2 separate regions of the Mus musculus genome follow, and region 2 is linked to region 1. A link is a loop called in an ENCODE intact Hi-C map of the cell type or tissue named here. Cell type or tissue: gastrocnemius. All regions are shown on one strand. Links, peaks and the distances in the headings refer to the core of each region. The heading gives the core; the rest is flanking DNA.

Region 1 (8,772 bases), core at 2,547-6,546:
CGAGAAACGGTTTTCAGTTTACATTTATACCCAACTAATCAACAAGTAGGAGCGAACAGAGAATACTTCCAAAACTGCAAGGCCCTAAGTTCAGCAAGGTGATAAGCCATGTTTGAATAGAACAGGTTTCACCAAAGTACGTACGTGAGCAAAGAAAGCAAGTCTATGGGACCTAGTGTCACAGCGGTGAAAAGAATCCCAGAATGCCGAGCACAGGCTCTAGGATGAGCACTGTTAGCAGATTCACAGAATAATTAGTCCAGAATGAAGTCAGCCATGGGTCTGAAAAGTTTTCATGACTTGAAAGAATACATATGTTTCTGGAAACCCCCCCCCCCCCAATAATTTGGATAAAGTCTGGAGAAGAATTAAATAGTAAAACAAAACACAACAAAACACCCAGCTAATAGAAAAAAAGGCAGCAGTAATTAACTTCATGAGGGAAAAAGTTGATCACAAAAAGAAAGTATGTGGACTGCCTGGCTATGAATGCATTTCTATGTTAAGGCAATACAAACTTTCAGCATTCCAGAACTTCAATAAATTCAACAGATAACTAAATCCAGAATCCATAATCTAAACACGTTCTTGGAGATATGAATTTCAAGCTAGTAAATAAAACTCTAACCACAATTACAAGATGTTTCTATAATGATGATCTAGTGTTGCCCCTCAGTGTTGATGGAGGGCTGGCTGGTTCCAGAAAATAATTCAGACAACAAAATCCAAGATCCTTAGTGGACAGAGTGGGTTGGGATCTCATTTAAATATAAGCTAAGCACATTTACTCTGGCATGTACCACCCTACCCCATCTACAACTGATTATTTAGCCAATTACATCCCACAAACTAGACGTGGCAGGCCAATTGGCTAAGTCTTTAAAACACGAGACTATATATGCTTCTTATTCTCTAAACGTGAGGGAGGAGCAGAGCAGCGGTTCCAGGGACGCACTTAACAATTCCTTCTTAGAACTCACTGAGACACGTTTGTCACAGATGGATTCTAAAAGCTATTTTTCTTTAGAAAAACAACATAGCATGTATCATAAATGAATAAAATAGGCCTACCTGTTTGCTTGTTGGTGTGAGTTTCTCTTCTGGAGACTTTGTACTGAATGTTAATAAGCTCTAAAAAGACAGATCAATTCATGGAACAAAATATACATTAGGAGGTGCAAATGAAATAAGATTATACAATGTCTTAAAGTGTCCATTTTGATATATACATCTGCTCAAAGAAAAGATTTAAATTTCTTTGAAAGGTTCTGTGGGAGTTACAAGACCATGTTCTGAGAAAAATGTAAAACCCAGTAACAAAATAAAAGACACTAGTTAAGTTTCTTCAACAGCAAACCAAATGGTAAACTTAGGGGAAAATGCTAACTGAATTAAAGTCAACACAAAGAGTCCCTTCTGTGACCACAAAGCTTTAAGGTGTGGGGGACAGTGCTACCGCAATCACATTCTTAATACTGATGCACGGACACTTATTGGACCATTTCTTTTGGGAAATAAACCTCTAACGAAAGAGTTCTACCTAAAACAAACGTTCTAAAACTATTTCTATAAACAGGCCACCCGTTTGGTGGGAGACAGTTACCTGTGACTTCGTTAGGAAGTAAAACTGAGATCTGTTCAGCCACTGGTGCGTTTCTGACGTGAATGATTCTGGGACATCTCGTGGGACAAACACTCCCCACTGGACTTCCTCTCTGGAGACATTCTTCTGAATATACAATGGCCTTGGCTCGCTAGGTTTAAATACAAACACTAAAGGGGAAAAACAGATAGATGTCATTTTACCTGCAGAGGAATATTCTAGCCTCAGGCTGGCAGATCACACTAATATGGTTCCCAGCCCACAGAGTCAATGGCCCTGCGTAGACTGCTGTGGGACAGGTATCCACTGAGTGCCTAGTATGCACCAAACAGGTTAGGAACGAGGACTAAAATCTGAAAACGAAAAGTTTCTGTTCCAGGGACCAGGGTATCTGTTTAAGAGACAGCAGAATACTATACAAATCTTTTGTCTGAAGTACCAAGAAAGAGATGCAGACATTGTCTCAGAAGCAGAGGAAGTCCAGCTAACCAGCAGGGGAGATTCTGAAGCCCGAGAGGGAACAGGCTTGTGGGAAAGTCAGGGCTATACTAGAGTAGTCCTAGCAATACGTGTGAGTGTATATATTACAGGTGTTGGGTAAGAGAGGATGAGCAGGCCCCAGACAAACAGCTGCATTTGAATTCCTGACTCAAAGCGACTATGTCTCAGCTTATACTAAAAAGAGTAAAAAGAAAACCTAGGCAACAAGCTGCACGCTATCAGAGAGCGTTCAGTACTTACGATCGGAGCCCGCTGAAGACTGAGCCACTGCAGCAACATGGTCTGAGTAAGGGTCGGGTTCCATAACTCTAACATTCAACTTTGCACTCCACTGTACTGTGGGAAGAGCGACACACTGCTGAGAAGAGGAAGTCTTTACATCAAGTGTTCTTTATCTTCCCTGGGACAGCTCAGCGCTCTGCTTGTATGGAAGGGTCTATGATTTCAATAACAATAGATACACACTGACATTGCCTGTGGAGGGGTCAGTGAAGTGTGCATCAGGACGCAGAACTGCAAAATGAACTTCAGTATTCCTTCCACCCACTGCATTAAAGTTAGGCTCATTCAGACTCATGGCTGATGCTTTTCTGTTCTTACTAGACGTGGGTGACAGAGACTACCATCACATTCATTAGGAAATAACATCATACCTTCCCCCTGTCCACATGAGTAAAATGCTCTCAAAGCCTCATTTTTCAGGAATACTGTGACAGACTATTTTCAAATATTACACAGTCTGGGATCCTGCATACAATCAACAGAGCTCTTCCTTGAATTCACTTTTGGCCAAGTAAAAAATTATATATTGTACGGGTAAAGATATGAAAACAGGGTCCTTGTTTCCTAAACGGTCAAAGTCTAGCTGCAGCATCCCACCCGCACGGGCTTACTTGAACAACTGAGCAGATTCCAACAGCAGAGAATGCCATTGTCAGTAGTGCCGAGGAGATACTTTGAGCATGTCAGTCTTCCAAAGCAAAGGTGCCTAGGCCAAAATCACATAAAAGATGAGCAGCAGGCAGCTCTAGTACACTTAGCGACAAAGAACTGCAGGCTTAGACCACTGCGTTTAGTTCTACTCAATACAGACTTATAAGCAGGCATAGTTTTATTCTTTTTGTGTTTCTAGTTCTTACAGCAATGGAAAAGATGCTAAGCCAATAGAAAGGGGTTATGTAGGTATTTGCACTTCTTTAGGAAAACAGGTGTGATGCTATGACCAACTCGATCACGTAACAATCCATGCCACAAAGAAGAATTTATGAACTTCATGCCACTTAACAAAACCTTATATATTTAAAATGAGACGGAATTAGTCGCCTATTATTTTGTCCTCAGGTCTGGGAACCAAACGTATTAGTTTGAGTATTACATTGTATTTTTAAGGGAATGCATAAAGACTGGCAGGTCAGGATCAACCATGGCTAGCATATCTTAGTTTTTACACAATACCCTCATGAAAGTGTTTACTATCCCGAAGAAAGCTGCGTACAAAAGTTCAATGTGAATCCTAGTGTAAGAAATGCTTATAAACTACTCATGAACTCACGGGTTACAGCTTCTCAACATTTTGATTAACGTTTTACCCTTATTCCCCAGAAAACTATTGATTACCTCTTTGGGGAAAACATACATTATTACTGAAGCTTAAAGGCTTTTTAAATTAAAAATACATACATACATTGGTAGCAATACAAACTAATTTACCTACCTTATTTTCCCAGCTCGTTGGCAAAATGTACATTTTAGTTCCCATGTTTGTGAGTCCCATATTGTAACTATTTCCTCAAAACTAACTGCCAGTAAGGAACCATCTTCAGAGAAACAACAATTGGTTGCTTGATACTTGTGGTAACTACCCACAAAGTCACAAGTCCAAGCAATGGCTTTTTCTGTGGAAAAAGAAACCATAACAAAAATGGCATAAATATGAAATAATGTTAAGAGGCAGGTTATAAGCAGAAGGTTAAACAAAGAAAACAAAACATAACAAAATCCCAGATTCCCCACAACTGTTCTAAGTAAACAGTGTAACCTACTGACAGGTATTTTTCCCCTTCCTGGAGACCTTGAGCTCCCTCTAGTGGAGGAGAAAGAGAGAGACACCTAGTGGCAGGAACCCTTTATGCTGCATGAAACAGACACAAAACGCCCATCTACTTGCCCAAAGCACAGATTCTGGTGGAAAGATATGTAAAAATTTAACATGAAAAATAGTTGCTGAAATTAAGCAACAGTTTATAGAATTAACCAAAACAGAAAACACCTTCTCAAAAAAGACATAAATGTCAATATAAATATATCACTTCTTTTTTATTGTTTTTGTTTGTTTGTTTGTTTGTATTTTCTCTGTATAGTCCTGGCTATCCTGGAACTCACTTTGTAGACCAGGCTGACCTCAAACTCAGAAATCCGCCTGCCTCTGCCTCCCGAGTGCTGGGATTAAAGGCGTGCGCCACCACACCCGGACAATATCACTCTTAAAACTGTAATTTTTCAACACAATCTGAGTGAACTTACTGTATATGTCAGAGTCATCTGTTAATATCCACACTTTGAAGTGGCCATCTCTGCTAGCTGTGACCAGGATGGGTTTTTCATAGCTTTCTGCATTATTGAAACAGAGAGCTGTGATGTGGTCATCATGTGGCATGGCGATCTTTGTGTTAAGAACAAACCTAGTTGAAAGAAAACCACAAATTCTCAGAAAAGCTATGGTATGCTAACACTCTGCAATATCAGGCAATATCTTCAAAATGGGCAACTGATGGATTATTACCCCAAAGGACAAATTTCCATACTCTAACAGTCTCAAGACCAGTTCTAACATCATCCGGTGTGACTCAAACACAGAGCATTATATATAGTGGCCAGCTCACTGGGAAAAATAAATAGAAATCAAATCATAGCTGAAGGCCTACTGTACTAGATTCTGTAGGATAAATACACAGAACTTAGAGGTCTGGCTTCTTCTAAAACAGACAAAAGAAAAACAGCGAAAAAGAATGGCTGTGGTAAGAATGGCTCCCTATATATTGTGAAAGCATGAAATAAAAATGATCCATTCAAACTGTCCCTTCATCAACAATGCTTGCTATGTCCTTATAGTATAAGAACAGCACAGTGTTTCTATGTTAAGAGCATGTAATAAGAGAGAGGACCAGTAGCAATCACTTAGTTCTGGGTCTCTTTTCTCATCTGTAAACTGTGGGGCAAAGACTCAGTGAGAATGTATGTTTTGTTCACCTGATACAATTGTCGTACTGCCTTAGTCTGCTAACCTAGGCCTAGTCATAGAAGCTTCTAGCCTCTTCCTAGGCCTAGAATGTTACCAGCCTCTGACATGTACTGGTAGGTTAAGCTCACCCTTCCTAGTTCTTTCTGAACTCCATCTGGCTGGCTGGTTCAACTCAGCTGTTCTGGTTCAAACTCCTCTCCAAGATGACTGACTCAATCTGGCTTCTTTTTCGGCCTCTGACGTTTTGTTCAGCTTGGCCTCAAACTAACTTTAGCAATCTGTTCTAATCTTTTGGCTTCTCGTTCTCTGGCTGGTCTGTCTTCACCTGTGTCTAGCTTGTTCTCTCTGCAAGCCTGTCTCTGTACAACTGTCCCAGTAAAACTGCCTCCTACATCTTTCCTCTCCTTCCTTCTCTCTTCTCTTTCGAGGTCAGCATATCCTATCACGTGCAAACATGGATGCTTTCTTCTACATACTAACATTACCTTCACTGCTTGGGATTCAAAGTGTGTACTAAGAGCCTGTTTGTATTCCGGCCAGAAGGACTTAAAGGTGTGTGCTAAGGCTGAGTCACACTACAACTAGAAACAGTTTTTTTCAGTGAATAACACAATCTTGGGATTAACAGTGAGATCAAATATCCTGCAATACCTTACGTTACAATGTTCTCTAGAAATTTATCAAGCCAGGTGCATGCCATGAATCCCAGCATTTGGGAGGCATAGACAGGCAAATCTGAGTTTAAACCAGCCTGATCTAGATAGCAAGTTCCAGAATAGCCAGGGCTAGACAGAGAGTCCCTGCCTCAAAATCAAAACAAAACAAAAACCTGGCACAAAGACTCGATAAACAGTTCTTTAAGAAAGCAGTGGGCTATTTGCCAGAACACGAGACACATGTCTATACTCTCCCTAACAGTGGTGGAAGAACCAGGGCACATTTGGATTCTAATTCTGGATTTGCCTTGAAATGTGCTATGTTGTGGGGTTACAATTCTTTCTCCTGTTTCATCTTTTATGTGATGACATGGCATGACCTACATTGCATCAATGCTTTCTCAAAACAGAAAGCTAAAATAAAGCTTTATTATTAGAATGATACCACAAGCCCCATTTCTGTATTTGTCAAAATGCAACAACAGAAATATAGTTTTAACTATGAAATAGAAACTCAAATGAGGTGGCCACACAATAGGATTACCCTTGGGTTTTCTTGCTATAGTTCCACAGTTTCATTTGCAGCTCCAGCTCATTTTCATTTTCTTGGCGTTGTTCAACTGTTGCCAACCAAGTCCCAGAGCAGCCAAAGGCAGCCTTTGTTAGTTCAGTTTGGGTTAGACCCTCATCATTGATGTACTCTTGCTGTATGATATCTAGCTGACAAGGTTTAAAAAGGTCCAAAGTGTTATTAATACAAGTATCTTTTACTTCCAGTCATATTTTCTCTAAGAAAAGCTTTATAAAAAAACCTCAGGGCTAAATCATCTATTACTTCAAAGAGCAAAAAATAAAAACAAAGAGATAAGCAATGGTCCAAGAAAACTAGCTTTCTATTTATGACTGATCCCTTAATCCCTTAAAATGGGTTTCCTTGTGTTTGGTAAGAAAATAAAGTGGTTACTATTGATTGAGGAGCCCTCATTATGAAAAGCTACAGATCCAAAATGTCTCAGATTTCTTTTGATATTGACAATGTTTGCAAAAATGTACGACATATTCTGGGTCTAGGATCCAAGTGTACACACACATAGCCAGCCCATGGGTGATTTTATCTAATAGTTTTAGCGCTGTGCTATGATGTCTTCACATGAAGTCAGACATGGGATTTTCCTTCTGTGGTGTCAGGGAGATGCTCACAATTTTTAGATCTGGGAGCATTTGAGACTTTGGATTTTGGCTAGGTGGTGGAGGTGTGCTTTTTTTTTTTTTTTTTTTGAGACAGGGTTTCTCTGTATAGCCCTGGCTGTCCTGGGAACTCACTCTGTAGACCAGGCTGGCCTCGAACTCAGAAATCCGCCTGCCTCTGCCTCCCGAGTGCTGGGATTAAAGGCGCACAAAGGCAGGCGGATCTCCAAGTTCAAGGTCAGCCTGGTCTACAGAGTGAGTTCCAGGACAGTCAGGGCTACACAGAGAAACCCTGTCTCCAAAAACCCAAACAAATAAAAAAGATTGGATTTTGAGATTAGAGATGCCCAACCATATTAAGTGTAGTAAGAGCCCTTTTAGTAAATGTGGGGGTGGGGCGATGGGGAGGGTTTGACTAGTTAAGAGCAATGCAGGGCACAAGAAAAGGGATTGCATTTTATTGCAAGAACACTGAAGTATTCTTGTTTAATCTACACTAAGCTTTAATGTTTGCATGTTAGACAGTTTATCACACAACAGTCCCAGATTTGTCTTGTCAATCCACACATGCTCATTCCTTTATCATTGTGACTCAGAGCACATGTGTGGCTAACATCAACTGCATTAAAGTAATCTCAGACATTATCAGCTGTGTTCAAGTACAAATGTTCAAGTATTAGGAGCTTCCAAAGAAACCATACAAGCTCAGTAGCACTATAAAGAACTTTCACTTGTTTTAAAGCTTAGTTTATGGATTAAAATCTTACATTGTATAACTGCTTATCACCCTGGAGAGAATAAAACTGCAGGTGACCAGGCTTTCCATTCAAAACTAAAGCTTTGGTTCTTGGGTCAACCATCAAACCAGTAGATATACTCCTATCTGCAAAAGAAGCGAGAGACAGTGGGTGAAGAGCAGCAGCCACGAGTCAGATGCAGGGTCTCCTATCCACTGGAGTCTATAGTACCTTTAACTAGGCCTTGAATTACTGCCGATGCATCAAGATTTCGGTGAATAACTGTTATCTCTGTTAAAACAGGGAGGAAAATAATTAAACATGAATAGGTCAGAATATTAAGGTAGCAAGGATCAGATCTTTATGTTACTTAATGTGCCACAACACAATACAATCCAGTAAGTTCAACTAAATCAGTGTTACTAGAAAATCAAAACTATAGTTTACAAGTTAGTTGGACAATGAAAATGGGGATGTAAGTTTCTGTTAAAGTCACTAATATTTTCTTTCAAATTATGTGTTCATGTCTGTCTGTGTGTATGAATATGTATGTGCATGAGAGTGCAAGTAGTTGCTAGGTTCCCAAAACTGGAGTTATGGGTGGTTGTGAGCTGCCTGATGTAGGTGCTAGGAACTGAGAAGGGTTCTTTGCAAGAGTAGTACATCTATTAATCTCTGAGCTCTCTGCAGCCCCGCCTAGTCTATGCTTTATAGACTGTACTCATGAACATTGTTAATGTACACGTAAGCTAGGCGAGGAGAAATGGGAAGAGAAGGATGGGGAGAACAGCAAGCACCCAGGCTTCATCACAGGCTGCAGCATTCCTTCCAGCCAAAGAGCTCACA
Region 2 (8,772 bases), core at 2,546-6,545, 210 kb before region 1:
CCAAGAAAGCTGCAAAACTTATGAATGGACCTCAAAGGCTTCCGTGCCTGAGAAACTAGAATGTTCCTCTCCTAAACATTCACCAACTTTCTGACATCAATCTTCCACATCTAAAGAGCTTGGAGGAGGGTCTCTTCTGATTTCTTAGAGGGTAGCCTCAGGACCTATGTCACTACATTTCTTTGAAATTTTGTTCCCAATGTGTCGGCTGTTCAGAAAGGTTGGACTCAGTGTCCTAGCTATCTAGCTTGTTCTTTGCTTTATGGGCTGGGCCTGCCCATGTGCTCCCTCTACAACCACCTGTGTACCAGTTCATTGCTCCCAGTGGCCACCACAGCTCCCAACAATGAAAACTGTCAGACTCATGACTAGAGGCTTCAGCTTCTCATTTTGCTTAGGTTCAAAGCTGACATCTTGTAGCTTGTCCCCACATTATACCCAACACTGTTTTCACTCAGCCATCAGCTCATCACTGGGATGTCTCTAGTGGGTCCTCATTGCTTTCTAGACATAGGTTACAATTTCACAGCAGACTCCTTTACTTTCAGGTTAATCCATTTTACTGTTTTCTCTGCCAGGTCCTTTTCCAGGTGTGGAGCCCATCCCTCCAAGAAAGGTTAGGGACTGCTCAGGCTTTCATGCCATTTTCCTTCTGCTAACCTGCACTACTTTGAGTAGGTCCAATTCAGTGCTACTAGGTATGTATGAACCTTACAAACATTACCCGAATTTTCACCATTGGTATGGCTCTGAGAGCATATAACCTTGAAAAGCATTTTAAATTATTTCTTTTTTTACTCACTTACCTATTCTCTGACTCCTCTCTCTCTCTCTCTCTCTCTCTCTCTCTCTCTCTCTCTCTCTCTTTCTCTCTCTCTCTCTCTCTCTCATTTGTGTTTCTATATCTCTCTATTAGTCCTGCTTTGTCCCTTTCTCTGCATCTGTTTCTGACTGTCTCCTGTACTCATTCTTTCTCTGCCTCTGTGGCTCTCTGCCCACACCCAGTCTGTGTGTGTGTGGGGGGGGGGCATAACATGAATATTTTCTGTGGTGCCTGTAGAGTTTAGAGGATAACTCTATTGAGGCATTTCTCAAACTTAATGAAATACCCAGGGATCAAACTCTTGGATCTTCTTGGAAAAGTTCTTGTAAGTGAAGAACCTGAAGGATCTGAGGCAGTGCCAGCAATGCAGGAGCAGTACCCGACTGGTCTCAGAAGTGGGAGCCTTGGCACACACATGTGCTGTTCTCCTTCCTTGGATGCCAGTCAGGACAGCAGGATCTTTTCTCTTCCTGAGAATTGCCTTGGCTGTTGATTTGGAGATCCTCAACCTCTCAGCTTAGTTCTCTAACATTGAGTCTTATTGAATCGTAGCATCCTACTTCATTTGCCCCTGTTCTTTCTGCCTACCTTTACTTTCCCAGAACTTTCTTTGCCAAGACAGTATGTCTGTAACACTTTAGGATGGGCAGGCCCACATCAGGATACCCTGAACCCTTACACAAGACACTCTTATTCACCGGTGAGAAGTCTGAGCCAGGAACCCTAATCATGACTCAGTGCTGAGAATGAACTCAAAGCTCAGAGCATGACCTGCTCCAATGTAGTGCCTGAGCCTGAGAGTTCCACAGTCCAACCTTCTTGGTTTATTCAGGGTTGGGAAGTTTTCCATTCCTTTCTTGGTAGTGTCAGCAACTGCTTCTGTAGAATTTGGAAGTCCAGAAAACAAGGGATGGGGGTTTCTTGCATAATTTTAAAGCATGCTGGGTCTTTTGCTTTCCATCTCCACCTTCGACATTAAATATACCACCTCTGTCCAAAGGTAATGCCTGTTCCAGTGTCCTGCACTCCGTGAGGAGATTGGGCAAGTGTCAAAGGAGTGAAGGCTAAGCTCTGATTTTTATCAGAGAGTCTGAGCTAGAACACCAATGCTCTGGGAAACACTTGCCTTCTCTGTGGAAACTTCATCTTCTGTAAAAGACCAACAACCTGTTCAAGGAGCAGTATTCCTCTGTTGTTATGAAGACCAGATAGACAGTGAGTCCACAGCAGGAAATGGTTCCAAGGTCTACCACCTTAACATTTCCAATTCTGTCTTCTAGGGATCACTAACAAAACTTCACAGTCTTACCTCCCAGAAGATGAGTCATGATGTTGCAGTTTGCATGACTCTTTATATGAAACACTCAGAGGTTCAACACAAATCCAAAAGCCAATAGAGATCACCGTTAAGGTGGTCTTCCCTTAGAGACAGAACTGAAATTCACCATGGACCTCATCTTTTAGATGCAGGTAAGATGGTCATCTTTGATAACCTAACTTCTGATGCTAAGACACTGGGATGCCAAACATCCATGAGAGGAGAGGGCACAAAGTGGAGCTCAGTCCTGCAGCTCATACCATGCATAGCTGATGTCCTGGGGTTCTGTTCTCAGTGGAAACCATTGGGAAATATCTATATTGTGCAATAGGAAAATCTCCCAAGTACTCTCAGGTCTCTGCTCCTAGAGCAGAGGCTATGAGGATACTACATCCTGAAGCAAGTGAGGTTGGAAACATGGTTGCATATGACTAGTCCTACCACTCTTGCTGCAGCTGTTGTAAGGAATGTTCCCTGTATATCTTTACTAATGCCATCCTGGTATGAGTTAGATATTCTTGCTGGAATCACAACCCAACACATCTAAATGGTCGATATATAGAAGGTTATGGTATTTATTGTGTTTTGGTAAATGTACACATGTCTGTCTGTGACAGATAGATAATATACTGTGTCCTTGTGAGAAAGGGGAAACCAGGCTGAGGAAGATCTCTCCTAAGGGTGACTGCTCTGACAACACAGAAACCCATCAAGGCTCACAGGAAACAGCCACATTTGAAGTCTTGCTTGACAGGCTCCAGACAGAGGATCTATCCTTCCTCCTGACTTTCTTTGTAAACCAGTCTTCCCCTCAGACACACCCATTTCAGTCATTCTCACAGCCATCACCTTGGCACACAGTCTGGATGTCAACCAGTCCATATACCTCTCCCTATGTGTAATATGGGAAGATAGGGGCTATTTCCAGTGTCCTAACAGCTCTACAGTGAGCCCACTTCACTACACAGCTAGGCTTATCACAGAAGGCTATGCTGTGAGCCATGCAGGCATCTTCTTCCTTTTGTATGCTTTCCTTGTAAAGTAGACCTAGAGAATGTTATCTGAGGATGTCCTTCCACCTTGTACATCTTCATGGCACTTTCATCACGTGTCCTTGGCTTTTTGAGGTAATTCACCAATTCCACCCATTGCTCACAGCAGGTAAATCCCACCCCATTCTTTTCTGATCTTATCCAGATCTTACTTCCAAACTACTCAGAGGACTTAATCCATCTTTCAATTGTCTGAGGTCCACATGATGTGCTGACCCTTGGAGAGAAAGCAGAAGTGAAAGATCCTATCCTCAGGGTGTTTTGGATAATCAGACCCACATAGAGGGAGACCATGCCTGCTAGCTGGCTTTTGTGAGCATCATAATATCCTCTAGGGACATGAAGCCATGACATTGGGTTTCCTTTAAAGTGTCAATGACCCATACTCTCAGAGCAGAGTGCTGTGTCTTTTTAAATCTTAGGGAGAGATGCTCTCTTTCTCCCACATATAGGATATGGGTTTAGTACTGCTCATGTTAGGAGATGAGCACATGCAATCAGAAGGTAGCCTATTTCTTCTGGCCCAACATGGAGCCATGGAACACCTGTCTGATTCTTTCTCCTGCCTGGAGATCCCAGGCTCTTCGAAATTAAATGTAGGGAGCCACTGGGTTACAGGCCAGTGAGGCCTCTAATGCAGAAGTGCCTCCATTTCCTGAGCACTGGGCCCAACCCCCTACCCTACTCTCTGGATTCCCAGAATGCTATGTTGTTCTTTAAGCTTTCCCAATATCTTTGGAGAACTCTATCTGGCTTGTTATTAGCACTTCCTGTGGAGGATGCCAACTGAAAGACATGAACTTTTATTATTATCCTTGCATGAACTCACTATTCTATTTGGTGTATGTGAACATTCATAAGGATCAATTTAAAACTCTACAGACAAGATGTATTCAGAAAAGTTTCAATGCTTTTGTCCTGAGCTATTATGGCCCCGCAGCCATGCTCCACCCTGACAAGTTATCTCATTTCCCCCAAGATTTCCTCTGTCTTTCTAGCATGTGCTCAGTGGCATCTGGGCCATGTTTCCTGGAGATGTTTCCTTCTTATTTCTAGCAAAGACCCTGCTACTTTGAGATGGCAGACTATCTCTTTTTTTTTCAGGTGGCTATTATGTAGACATGGGCTTGAATGATGTGCAGTTTCCATCATAAAACAACTTGTAAAAAGGAGTTGAAAAGACTACTTGCAAAGTTGTATTTATGGGCTTAATTTTCAAGGAAACTGTTAGACATGAGGGAGAGGTGAATCAAGAGAAACATAGTACATTTCAAAATCCTGTCAAATTCCTAAGGATGTGTTCATATGTGTGATGCTCAAGAGTGTGCTTAAACTTTGGCAACTCGTTTGATACTGAAGAGCCTAAATGGTACTTTTCAAAAGGATAGGCTTGGGCCTAGCCATGGAGAGTTCAAAGAATTCCATTTCAGGTTTACCCAGGGATGAAAGACAAATCTACTAATATCCTTTAGCATTCTCACAAACATGTAAAACCAGATGCTACCACTGGATGTCAGGAGTGATCCTTTTCTTGGAGCGAAATTGTCATCCTTTAGGCTTTTAACTTCCCTTTCTTTCAACTGTGCTTGCTGTCTCTTGGCCTACACCATGCTCTGTTCTTTAGAGTACCAGCCTCCCCCAACCATCCTGGACTTAAAAAGGCTGAATGATGTTGCAATGAGGGGTCTGCTAGATTATGCCCTAAATAGTGGCTGAGTGAGTTGTGGGGTTTTCCTGTGTTCAAGCAGGAACACTGAGCAGAGTGAGACAGGACAGGTACCCCTCAGTCTGAATTAAGGGACATACTTTAGTCATATTCTGCTCTACTGTGGCAGACAGCACAGGATAGGAACTACATCCTTACCTGGCTTGCTCCTCACTACACTCTCACAGCTTTTCAACGTAGACCACACTTGCTCTGGCCAAAAATGCAGTACAGTGTGTTATATGTTCCTATCTTCAGCTTGGTGGATGAGTTAGAATGGTTTTGTAGACCATTCTGTGCCTCCATTTTGAGCCCTGCCTTTGATAACACCATGTCATGTGATTCCTCCAGAGTTCATCCCAATATTTATCATCATGAATAAACCTTCCAAGCAGCTCTGAGAATCCATTTTACAGAAAATGTGACATCAGTGAATGGCAATAACATCTGGGCCCTCAGAAGCCAATCCTGGTGGAGGATGGAGCAATGTCAGTCAATCGATCAATGAGTCTCTGCTGGTCAAGATGAGCTGCTTCCAGGCAACTTTTATCAAAATGTAATAAGATGATCTTGACTCTTTGACTGTTAAGTAAGTGTTCAGAATGGTTCTTGGACACCCCATTTGCACAATGGAGGTAAGAAATCTACTGAAGTCTTTTGGGGCTTTTGGATCATGTTTGTGTACTTAGCAAGGGACTGGTGTGAGAGAACATCTCTGGACAGTGGCATATCTACAGTGTCTCACCATTTCTTCATGATGATCCCATGAGTTTGGGAAATGGAGAACACACACTGGCATTAAAATGTAACCTCTGATGTATGAATTTGGGGCTGTGCACAGCATAAGTAACATTTGGACATTTTTTCAGCTATGAAGGAAGAACCATTTCGCCATCATCCTTACCCCTGGATGTGTTTATATATGTCCATGACCTGTTGAGTCTCCAGGGGAAACTTTTCGTGGGATTGCTGCAGGATGTATGTGTGGGTCTCTTTGCTTGTCTTCTGTACATGAATGATAGAGGTGATGTTTTCTGTACCTGTGCATATGATCACTGAAGGTGTAGTTTTTTCTCTCCTCAGAGTACCCAGGATCTTCACATCATCTGTGCTCACTTACTCCATTCTTGAAACTTGTACACCTGCTACCCAATCATGATCTGACCACAAGTGACTAGACTTTTGATGCGTCCATGAGAACACCCCTGACTGGGTGTTTCCATTCTTAGCCCCATTGTAGGAAGGGAACAAAGCCAGGAGATGTCATGCTGTTTACCAGTTCAGGAAGTGCAGGAGAAGAGCACGTTATCAACATCAAAACTTCTGAGTGCTAGGACCCTGTTACTTTCTATGGTCTATCTAGAATGCCTTCAGTCAGGTAGTGTGGCACAAGTTAACTCTTTCCAAAAAAAGCCTGACTGACATAGTGCACAGAGAGGCCACAAGTCCCCTGTTTCCATCTTTTTCGGCTCTTGCATGTCTTCATGGCTAACACTTCAGAGAATTGTTGATTCTTCTGACAGGAGAGTTCCTGTGCAAAGCTCAGACTTCAGGTTCGAGGGACAGGTATAGCAATGAGGGTTTTCTTATGCATTGCTGGAGTGCTGTGATGTCTGCTAGGTACAAACACTGGTGGGAGAGAGCTGGGAACGTATCTTCTGCAAGAAAACCATTCTCTCAACTTACACAAGCTCCTTCATTTTGTTCTACAGATTCAGCCTCTTGATACTGAACAGATTATTCTAGCTGATGACCCAGGCTTAGAAGATGGACTGCAGCCGTGAAGCCTGGCCACTGTAAGGATGAAACCCATCTTGATGAAATACTTGAAAAACATCTATGCACAAGATAAAAGTACCAGGACCAACGGCTCATCAAGCATCCCAGGATACAAAGAGCCTGACAGACTCAGGTCAGGGGTCACCTCTGAATCCTAGAAGAGGAAGAAGGCCTCACTCCACAGAAGCAGCCTCTTGCTGATGCTGTTGCAAGCAGTACTATAATTGTGAAATTTGTGACTCTGTGGATACTGGGTTCAGGAGTCTTGTGCCCAGGTATCCACATTCATTCTCTCATTGCTCATTTGGTAGGACTATGCAAGTCCTGACATTGGGGGTATCGTGTGCTGATGGTGTCCCACGTGATACATAGGCTAAGAAAGATTTTTACCCATCTAAGAGGCTGGAAATAGGCTGGACTCACAGTTGACATTAAAACTGCACTTCTGTACTTTGTGCTTATTGACCCTTTTCAAACTTGTTTGGCTGAGAACAAGGCTCAGAGCTTGATATTTCCAAGATTCACCCCTATGAAATTCAGAATCCCACAGCTCTAAATAGTACAGATACCACCCTGGAATGAATCTAAGGACAAAGTATCTGACAAAGTGGGATTTATTTATAGGTCCAGGACTCAGCAACACTAAGCCTACAGAGAATCATTCAGGGATTCCAACTTTAGAAACTGGGAGATGCCATTAAAGAAAATGGCACACAGGAGGCTCGTATAGCCACATCCTTGCCTCTGTGACCCTCAGTGCTGTGAATGCCATGCCCTCTGTCAACCTCAGAATGAGATCACCATTTACTGAACAACAGTGCAGGGCAGAAGAGCAGTACAGTGGCCTAGTGTGGTGTACTGGGTGGTTCCCGGAGATGCTGCCCTCACTCCATTCTCTAGATCTTGTAGGAAAGCAAGAGGAGAGTGGAAGGGATTGTGTGAAGGCAAAATTCGTGATCCAAAAACAACCTAGGTGTCAGCTTACCTGCCTGGAAGACCACATGTGCCTCTGTGTGGAGGATTGCGGTTAGGAATGTCACCAGGATCAGAGGAGTCAATACTCACCCTATGAAGGCACTGTTCATATCTTGCACTGTGACAGGACAAAGACAGAATAGAATGTCAATACAGGAACCAGCACATGGATGGGATAGGGAATTCTCTGGAATGTACAGGATTGATTGAGTGTATATGAGGGCTGTCAAGCTAGCAGAAGTATAGGATACACACTGAGGTCATGTGGGAGGTAGCATGAGCTATGTGGCCACACACAGCTGAATAGATGAGCTTTCTTGCTCTAACTGAAGCAGAAGCACGGCAGGGCCTGCCTGAGTCCTCCATCAGTACCTTTGGTTCCACCTGCTTCTCTCTCACACAAGTCACAAGCAGTATGAAGCACTACTCCTGGCTGCCAACATCACATGGGCTTTGTTCACGCTGTAGACAGGGCATAAAAGAATCTATTCTCCTCCTACCTATGAACTGGACTTGGGATAGGAGAACATCAGATCCCTAGGTCTAGTTTATATTCCCAGAATGTATCAAGGAAATATTTCAACAACAGATTTCCTGTTCTTAGAAGCCAAATTAAACCTGTCAGTTCAACAGTCTTATCAAAGATGATACTCTGGGAGTCACCTAAACCAGGCCCTTAGCTCTTCCTCCTGATCATTTCCTCTGTGGTGTTGAAGACCAGCAGAGAGCTAAGCAAGGACCTCAAAGTCACTCTAAGACTCCACCCTGGGCTAACACACTGAGAGGCACTTAAGATTCACTTGAGAGCTGTCCAAGAGCACACACTTGGGCCCCACCACAGAGAAAAGGAGATCAAAGCTCACATGGGTCCAGGAGATTAAAACCTAACCCAACAATGCTTGCACAGTGAGTATTTGATTCAACACACTGTATCCCCAGTACCAGAGCCAGAGCCACTAGGTGGCAGGATGTGATGTGAAATTAATAGCCAGTAACATCCTCAGTGGCAAGGCAAGCAACTTCAGGGAAACCTCAAACTTAGACTCTGGGTAGGGCCACGATCCAGCAAGGAAAACTTCCTAAGAGAAAACTGTTTCCAGGAGTATTACAGCTCAATAAC

The links. A loop is a pair of places that touch in the nucleus more often than their neighbours do. Peaks named below come from ENCODE experiments on the same cell type or tissue, not always from the same donor. Only the 100,000 strongest peaks of a DNase experiment are listed, where the experiment ranks them.
Region 2: a loop joins it to region 1, with 9 times the contacts of the local background. A loop is called at or near these places in 30 of 42 quality-filtered maps.

What each region holds. Positions count from the first base shown.
Region 1 is chr1:45,812,490-45,821,261 of GRCm38, reverse strand. It overlaps Wdr75 (WD repeat domain 75), which reads right to left. Exons shown (of 21, transcript NM_028599.3): 10 at 8,158-8,217; 11 at 7,957-8,072; 12 at 6,546-6,721; 13 at 4,628-4,785; 14 at 3,819-3,999; 15 at 2,998-3,092; 16 at 2,345-2,440; 17 at 1,604-1,773; 18 at 1,072-1,131. Among named protein-coding and RNA genes, the nearest start is that of Gm30900, 13 kb to the left of the region's middle. In gastrocnemius, for the core only: no CTCF peak of the experiment used is centred there; a DNase peak (open chromatin) is centred at 4,201.
Region 2 is chr1:46,018,425-46,027,196 of GRCm38, reverse strand. It overlaps the pseudogene Stk-ps2. Among named protein-coding and RNA genes, the nearest start is that of Dnah7b, 44 kb to the left of the region's middle. In gastrocnemius, for the core only: a CTCF peak has its summit at 4,701; a DNase peak (open chromatin) is centred at 4,730.